2 separate regions of the Homo sapiens genome follow, and region 2 is linked to region 1. Evidence: chromatin contacts called from ENCODE Hi-C or POLR2A ChIA-PET data. All regions are on one chromosome and are shown on one strand. Each heading gives the region's core, a stretch centred on a gene start or an enhancer-like site at or near the end of the contact. The rest is flanking DNA. Distances are from core to core; before and after follow the strand shown. Region 1 overlaps SPECC1 (sperm antigen with calponin homology and coiled-coil domains 1). Region 2 overlaps SPECC1 (sperm antigen with calponin homology and coiled-coil domains 1).

Region 1 (4,202 bases), core at 896-3,395:
TCTTTATTTTTTGGCCAGTCTATTTTCTTTCTGTTCTTCATATTGGGTAATTTCTATTATTTTCTGTTGAAGTTCACTGATTATTTTGTCTGCCCCCTCCATTCTATGTTGTCTTTCCATTCAATTTGGTTACTGTATTTTTCAATTCTAAAATTTCCATTAAAATATGTATCTATTTTTTTGAGATGGAGTTTTGCTCTTGTTGCCCAGGCTGGAGTGCAATGTGCAATGGCGGGATCTCGGCTCACCGCAACCTCCACCTCCTGAGTTCAAGCGATTCTCCTGCCTCGGCCTCCTGAGTAGCTAGGATTACAGGCATGTGCCACCATGACTGGCTAATTTTGTATTTTTAGTAGAGACGGGGTTTCTCCATGTTGGTCAGGCTGGTCTCAAACTCCTGACCTCAGGTGATCCGCCTGCCTCAGCCTCCCAAAGTGCAGGGATTACAGGCTGTGAGCCACTGCACCTGGCCAAAATATATATCTTTTATTTCTTTGCCAAGATTTTTTTTTCATTTGTTTCAAGCACGTTTGTAGTTGTTTGTTGAGGCTTTTTTTTTTTTTTTTTTTTTTTTTGGGACGAAGTCTTGCTCTGTTGCCCAGGCTGGAGTGCGGTGGTGCGATCTCGGCTCACTGCTCCTCTTCCCAGGTTCATGCCATTCTCCTGCCTCAGGCTCCCGAGTAGCTGGGACTACAGGTGCCCACCACCATGCCTTGCTATTTTTTTTTGTATTTTTAGTAGAGACGGGGTTTCACCGTGTTAGCCAGGATGGTCTCGATCTCCTGATCTTGTGATCCACCTGCCTCGGCCTCCCAAAGTGCTGGGGTTACAGGCGTGAGCCACCGCGCCCAGCCTGTTGAGGCTTATGATATGTGCTTTAACATCCTTTCAGGTAGTTCTAATATCTGTGCTCTCTTAGTGCTAGTGTCTGTCAATTGTCTTTTCTCTCTTTCAGTTTGGGATCTTCCTGACTCTTGGTATAAATGATCCTCAATGAAAACTTCAACGATTTGGGTATTACGTTATCAGACTCTAGACCTTATTTAAACCTGTTTTGAACACCATTGTAGTAGAAGAAGGGGGACATCAGCTTGTTACTTCTAGATGGGGGTAAATATCCAGGCTTTCCGCTCTGCTTCCATTGACACCCAATGGGGTGGGGGACCCCTGTTGCTGCTGGGTGGTTGTGGGTATTCTGGTTCCCTACTTGGCCTCCCTGATACCTCCCTGGCTAGGAGGGGTAGGAGTGCCTACTGCTTGCCACAGTGCTTTCACTGTCACCATGGGGGAAGAGGGAGGAAAGGTGGCCTCATTATCTCTGGGAAAAGGTTAAGTCACTGAATCTCCACTAGGCCTCCTCTGACATGACCCCAGCAGGGAGGGCCTCATCACTCCTGGGTGGGAGTGGAAGTCCAGGTTCCCCTGACACTGCTGGCGGGTGAGGGATGGGCTCCTTACTACTGCCATGCAGGGATAAAAGTCGCAGTCCTTACTCAGCCTTGGTGGGGGTGTTGGGTACCTTGGTACGTCCTCACAAGACTGGAAGTCTAGGCTCCCTGCTCAGTTATTGCTGGTAAATGGGCAGTTACTGTCTAAATGTGTTCCATCTCATTAGACTGTCTCCTTCCTGGTCCTTTGGCTAGAGAGGGCAGGCTTTTCTTGGGGCTTTTCAATCTGTGCCCCTTGGTGTTTTGAAGTTGCCTGCTGCTTCAGCTCCAAGTCTGAGATAATGAAGCAAAAAGAAGACCCAGTGAACCCATCACTGGGTTGTTCTGTGGGCCTCAAGGCACCTGGATAGTCTGCCTCCTCTTCCCCTTCCAGAACCTTCTTATATTTGTTTTATATCTAGTGTTGAGGGTTTTTATTACCACTTACTGGGAAGAACAGGGAAAAGTATGTCTGCTCTGTCCCTGGAGCTCAAGTCCACAACTTGCTTTTCGTTTGTTTTTAAATAATTAGTTTTGTTTTTAAATGAAACTGAGTTTTCTTTGGAGAGGCCAAGCAAGTTTCTTTGGAGAGGCCAAGCAAGTTGTCTGGTGGAGCGTCTCATGGTCAGAAGCTGTCCAGTTCTTCCCTTGTGATTAGCTTCAAACAGTTTTGGCGAGAAGCTGTGTGGGCGATGCTGTGTAGCTCCCACATCACAAGGAGGCACATAGTGTTGTGGGGCCTGGCTGGGGGTCACAGGAAGCTTGATCACATCTTCCTTCCTGTATCTAATAAATTATCTGTGGTGTGAAACTCTGAGATCATGTGAGCATCCTCTTCCCAAGCAGCCTTTTACTCAGTGGTTTTAGCATGTCTAGGTGAATATATTAAGGTTTACAAAATGATAATTTTTCTAATTCTCTCATTTCCTTTACATTTATTAGCTGGTATTCTTCCATGAAGAAGAGCTTTATCCAAAGCCACATCCTTTTGTTCTCTTTTTAGTACCAATATGTATTTTAATTCATGTTTTATAATTCATTACTGTCATGTTTTTCTTGAAATTGTTCCACGCGGGGCAAAGTGAGCTCCTTCTGGTTCACTCTTAGGTCCATTTAACATGACTCTGTTAATCTTTGGGCAGTTCCTTGATTTCTGGGCAACATGGGATGTCCCAGACTCACCATTTTCATTTCATAGTCCACACCTAGAATCAGCTATTTCCCCAAGGAGCCCTGCTTCCTTTTAGTAAGGAATGGTATTTAGAAATGCAAATAAATTTCCAAGGGAGAAGAGTTTTCTAAGGGAAGATAAAGTATTGAATTATAGTAGTTACTCGTAGTCACAACTGCTACTGTATTCTTGGTGACTTAGGCCCTCGTTTGAAGTTAGGGAGGTAGAGCTTCATGTGACAGTGATTTGTGTGCCTGTGTCTCCTCTATCTGGCTGACTTTCTTGGGAGCCAGGAGAGTATCTTTTCAATTTTTATATTCACAGTATTTAGCACTGTTTCTGGAACAGAGGAGGATTTAATAACTATTTGGACTTAAATTGTGCTAAACAGACTCCTAAGCTGTGCATCATAGAATCCAAGAATTTTTCTAATGTTCTGCCTGTGTGGAGAAGAGTAAGGATCTTCTCCACACAGTGGAGAACATTTCTCACAGTGGAAATGTTCATAGGCCCTGGGCAGATTATTCAGTGTTTCAGAACTTGTTTCTCTTGCTGAATGGGAAGCATTTTATTGGCTTCAGCATGCTAAAAAAAAGGCTATAACAAGATCTGAGGCTGTTCTTACGAGGTAGTGGTAAAGTATGGGTATGGGATTCAGTTTGAACATTTAGAGAAGGTGACTTTGTAATCTGTATATAGCTCACCCTGGAGGTGAATGGTACTGGTTTTCAGCCTCTACTTGGGAGATGTGTGTTTCTTCTTTTGCTGACTCTGCTACTATATAGTTTTATGACCTTTAAGTCAGTCAGTTGCTCAATTTCTTTTCCTTATTTTCATCTGGAAAAGAGCGTGATGGTGTTTTGAATTAAGATATAATAAGAAAAACATATAAAACCCTTGGATATGTAGCAATAAAATGAAAGAAGATGTATTATAAGCACAGAACTTGGCCATTATGAGTAGCAACAAAGGAAGCCTAGTGTCAGGTCCTAGGGTTTGTTTTTATTTGAAGGAGCTGTATGTGGCATTTTAATAAGGGTTCCAAATGAAAGGGTAGTTTCAGGCTGAGTCTAGCTTTGAGACTATAATGATAATGGGACTGTAAAGTTATATTAAAGTGGGTTTAGGCAGAAGGCACATGAAAAGTACATTTATTTATAACCGCATTTTGAGTGAAGGGATAGAACCTAAAAGGAAAGACTAAAATATTCAACATGGTATTTATCAAGTAAAGGGTGTGCTCACGCACATGCGTGCATGTGTGCTGTGTGTGTTTATGATGAATAAGAACTCTTTTATTCCATCACCATTTGTTTAAACATGAAGTTTAAAGAAATGCTTTATTTCCTGAATTTTCTTTTTCCAAAAAGTAATTCTTGCTTGGGGTAAAAATTACAAGCAGTATAGATATACAACTTAGTAAAACATCTCAATATTCTGCTGATAGTTTTGTTTCTGTTCTTTCAGATGTTTTCTGTGCACACACTAGATTTTTTTTTCCAGAAATTAGCTCATACTGACTATCATAAGCCCATCCTGCTGCTGCTTGAGTTTGTTTTCACGTAACACACAGCTTTTTATGTCCATCTGTGGACATCCATATC
Region 2 (4,282 bases), core at 613-3,112, 48 kb after region 1:
CCAGGAGGGCCTTAATGCCAATCTGTGCTGGAGAAAAAGGCAGGGCTCCTACAGGAAATGTTGCAGGCATCTGATCTGCTGGCCTGGACAGCCGTGAATTTGAGAAATGGGCGCCCTAGAGAGGAGTCCAAGATGACTGAGGTTTTGAGTCTGGAAGAGCAAGAGAAAGGCTGTGCCGATGACAGAAATAGGGAAGTCCGGGCTGAAGCTGGTTATTCAGGGTTTGTTCTGTGCCCCAGGCTGAGGCTGGCTGTACACAGGCAGATGCCAGGAGGCTGCCCCTGGGAAGGGCTTACCAACAAGGAGAGGCATACGTATGAGACCGTCTCAGACTAGGAGAAGATTTTCTGGAGCGGAGAGACTTGAGCACACTTTGGAAGGTGGTGTTGAAGTTAGCCGGGCCATGGGAGCTGGGCAGGTTTCCTGGGCCTCCTGTTTGCCACACCACATCTCTGTCTTCTTCCTCCAGCTCTGCACCAGCGCAGGCGACCGTAGACACTGTACCTGTGTCCCATGCCTTCCCTGAGCCTGTGGGCAGCACTGGCTGTCAGGTTGGAGGGAGGGAGAGGATGCGTATGAGGTGTTTCCTAGCTCTGGGGTGCTGCACTTTCCGTTTTGCTTCTCCCTTTCATTACAAGCCCTGCCCACACCTTTGTAAACACTTCCTTTCTCAGCTCACCTCAGTTCCCCAGCTGGCGTCCCAGGCAGAGGCAGTTGCATGTGCAAAGGCCCGGAGCCAGGACTTGATAAATATGGCTCAAGATGCTGCAGCCTAGATAGATATGAAAGTCTCTGGTTCCCTCCTATACTGTAGTTTTTATTCTGTTTACTTTGCACTAGACCATTTTACACTATTCCAAAAAAAAAAAAAAAGGGCTCTTATTTTATTTCCATCTCCTTTTCCTACTGCCTTGGCTCATTCACTTTAATCCTTTGATGGAAGCCATGTTACAGGTAAGGGAATAACTACTTATTAGTGGTCATTTAGCTCTTTGGGATGCTGGTTGCTTGAGGCAGCTTTGGAGACAGAAGGACGTCACAGACCAGTGATTGTGAGCTCTTGGTCTCAATATAGCTGCCAGATTATAGCCTCTCTCTTGGGTCTGCATTTCATATTTGGGACTTGCCTCGGCCTCTGTTTCTTATTCCAGATTACACCCTATTCCTTATGGGTCTCCATATTATACCCTATTCCTTATGGGTCTCCAGATTACACCCTATTCTTTATGGGTCTTCACCTTCTGGCAGGAGTCCATAGTTTCTTACTCCACTATCAAAGTTTGTTTTCAGGTTTGAGGTGGTGTGGTTAGCGATGTACAAATGTTCTTTTCCATTTAGTTTTTGTTTTTATCACTTCTTTTTTTCCAGTGACTTCTGCTGATGGGATCAATGAATTTTACTTTGGAATTTTTCTTCTGATGCTGTATGGAAATCTGTTCTTTTCCTTATTTACTGGGAAAGAATCTGAGGCTATTGGGATGATTTTTCATCTCAAGACTGTGGGAAATAATCAGCTTTGAAGCATTTCCTGTGGCCATTTGCTGAAGTCTGGGATTCCGTCAGCTGCGCCCCAACCAGATTTTCAGTGTTAATGTTTCCATGTTAGGTGGTGAGGCTAAGCAGATATGTCATGTGCCGGCTGGTCTAGGAGCCAGTGTCCCAGGGCTCTCATTCTTCCTCTGGAAGTCTCTCCACCGTGGCACTGCTGACATTGTAGGCCAGATGCTTCCTTGTTGTAGGGCTCCCCTTTGGGTTACCGATGTCTAGCAGCATCTCTGGGCTCTGTCCAGTAGCACCCCAAGTTGTGACACCGTAAATGCCTCTGCACATTGCCACGTGCCCATTGGGCTTAGAACTACTACTGTAGAAGAGGTCAGGAGCAAATTCGACCCATGTTCCAAAAAGCTCCAGCTCAGTATTTTCAACATGTGGTTCACTTACGTTCTATTTCCTGCTGAGTCCCCTGGCAATTGAGCTATGTGCACATTCTTATTTTGTTGGTTCTCAGACTTGAATGGTTTGGCCTCTTCCGCTTCCCAGTGCTTATTGTGCTTGTAGCCGAGCCCTGAGTGCCCTCTCCCACTCCTGGAGACTCGTCATTATTTTCTGATTGTCCAGAATGGTTTCCCAGTTGCCTTTCTATTTCTTGCCTTAAAAGGATAATGAAGCTGAGGCCCGAGATAACCTCTCCAACGCAGGCTCCGAAGGCAGCAATTTAGTGGCGGAACAGCGTGTTTTCAGGGAGCAGGAGACGTGTGGACTCTGACTTTAACTGTTGCCCAGCGCCTAATTGTATTCCTTAAATAGGGGTTCCCTCTCTCCTCCTTTTCTCCCTCCCTCCTTTCTCTTCTACTTTACACTGTGAAATTTAAGAGTTGCAGTTTAAGTCCTACACTATTCTGGAGAGGAGAGAAACTTGGTAAGAAAATAAAATGTTTGACAAATTTAAAGAAAACACCCCTGGAACGACATCCCCCACCCCACCATGGGTGTGGGGTCCTAGATTTAACTGTAATTCCTTGATCGATGTGATCCTTTGTGGTGTTCATGAGGATTTTAGGAAATCATGAGATTAATAATAGAAACCTTCTTTTCACTGTCTTGTACTTGGCTGGAGCCTGTTTATTTTGTATGGCTAATTCATATCCATAAGAAAACGATTACTCAGCTAGCATTCCCACCTGTGTTTATCTTTCAGCAGCCAGGATTTGTTAAGCCCTGGGCAATTTTAATTGCTGTGAAGTGTCTTCCCTGCAGGTGTGTTTCCCTCGCTTCTTTCTCTCTTTCACATTTCCAAGTGAAAATAGTCTTCTCTGTGTAGAAGAGTGTGTTCCTTGGATCTGATATGTCTGTCTGCCTCCTGCCCTGAACACACATTTAATTGACCCATCACTGTGTGCTGCTGAGTCAGAAGGCAGAGCAGCGCTCCGTTGAACACCATCAACAGTTTTTGTCGAGAGGGCGGCTCATAGTTGTCAACAGCCTTCTGTGTGCCTGGCACCTGATGGACTTGTTCTCCTTTCATCTTTACAGTTTTATGAAGTTGGCACTGATAACTCCATCTTATTGGGTGAAGATGTAGAGAATCATGTTCAGAAAGCATGGCTGAGTTCACAATGTCAACAGTGGAGCTGAATTTGGACCAGGTGCATTTGATCTATAGCCTTGGTGCTCTCCAGGGAGCAAAGATTATTCAGAGAGGCCATCCGTCCCTGGTGTTTAGGTGTGTAGGTTTTGGAACCAATTTAAACTGGATCTGAATCTTGGCTCCAAGATAAACTCTGAGATTTGGGCAAGTTGCTTAACCTCCCTTGGGGAAATGAAGTTTCCCCACCTGTGAAATGGATATGTCTTAGTCTGTTCAGGCTGCTGTAAGAGAAATACCATAAACTGGGTGACTTATAAGCAACAGAAATTTATTGCTCACAGTTCTGGAGGCTGCATAGTCTAAGATCAAGGTGCCACTAGATTTGGTATCTGGCAAGGGCCTGCTGTCTGGTTCATAGATGGAGTCCTCTTGCAGTGCCCTCACTTGGTGGAAGGGGCAAACAAGCTCCCTCAGGCACTAATTACATTGATGAGGGCTCTGCCTCCCAGATGCCCTACCTCCTAATACCACAATGGGGGTTAGGTTCCAACATGTACATTCTGGGAGAACATTCAGATCATAGCAGGAGGTGACCCTTACCTCGTAGGGTTACTGAGCTATTTACATAGAGCATTTAGCAGTGCTTTGCCAGGCTCAGAATGAAATAGGATAGCTGCTCTCAGCTCATGACAGCATTTATGTAAATGAACTGGCTTCAGAGAGCCAGGCTGAGGGGCTGAGATGACGGGAGGGATGTAGAAGTGGTGGGAAGTGGATTGGGAGGAAACCTGAAGAAACTTGGAGTGGGCCTAGGGGTGCACCTGCTCCCCTTCTAGTAGGAGTCCTTCCTGCAAGTGGACGGAGGGCACCATATTGTGGGTTTTTTGTTTTTGTTTTTGTTTTTGTTTTTTGTTTTTTTTTTTTTTGGAGATGGAGTCTCCCTCTGTCACCCAGGCTGGAGTGCAGTAGCTCAATCTTGGTTCACTACAACCTCTGCCTCCCGGGTTCAAGTGATTTTCATGCCTCATCTCCCCAAGTAGCTGGGGCTACAGGTGTGTGTCACCACGTCCCCCTAATTTTTTGTATTTTTAGTGAGACAGGGTCTCACCATGTTGCCCAGGCTGGTCTCGAACTCCTGAGCACAGGCAGTCCATCCACCTTGGCCTCCTAAAGTGCTGGGATTACAGGTGTGAG

The links. A loop is a pair of places that touch in the nucleus more often than their neighbours do. ChIA-PET counts read pairs that join two places held with the same protein, here RNA polymerase II (POLR2A). Pooled maps may share reads with other maps.
Region 2: a map of chondrocyte shows a loop between it and region 1 (1.9-fold over the local background). The contact joins two enhancer-like sites. A Hi-C loop is called at or near these places in 4 of 168 maps with a recorded cell type or tissue (A673, GM12878, chondrocyte and 1 more), 1 of 37 single-sample maps with no recorded cell type and 1 of 50 pooled maps. POLR2A ChIA-PET finds 5 or more read pairs at or near these places in 3 of 52 experiments (HepG2, Panc1 and activated naive CD4-positive, alpha-beta T cell).

What each region holds. Positions count from the first base shown.
Region 1 is chr17:20,041,071-20,045,272 of GRCh38, forward strand. All of the region lies in intron 1 of SPECC1 (sperm antigen with calponin homology and coiled-coil domains 1), which reads left to right. Among named protein-coding and RNA genes, the nearest start is that of SPECC1, 34 kb to the left of the region's middle. Within about 2 kb of position 2,146, at least 2 of the 41 ENCODE cell types and tissues checked have a DNase peak (open chromatin) inside an H3K27ac peak, as active enhancers do.
Region 2 is chr17:20,089,734-20,094,015 of GRCh38, forward strand. The region is part of intron 1 of SPECC1 (sperm antigen with calponin homology and coiled-coil domains 1); the gene reads left to right. Among named protein-coding and RNA genes, the nearest start is that of SPECC1, 83 kb to the left of the region's middle. Within about 2 kb of position 1,863, at least 11 of the 41 ENCODE cell types and tissues checked have a DNase peak (open chromatin) inside an H3K27ac peak, as active enhancers do.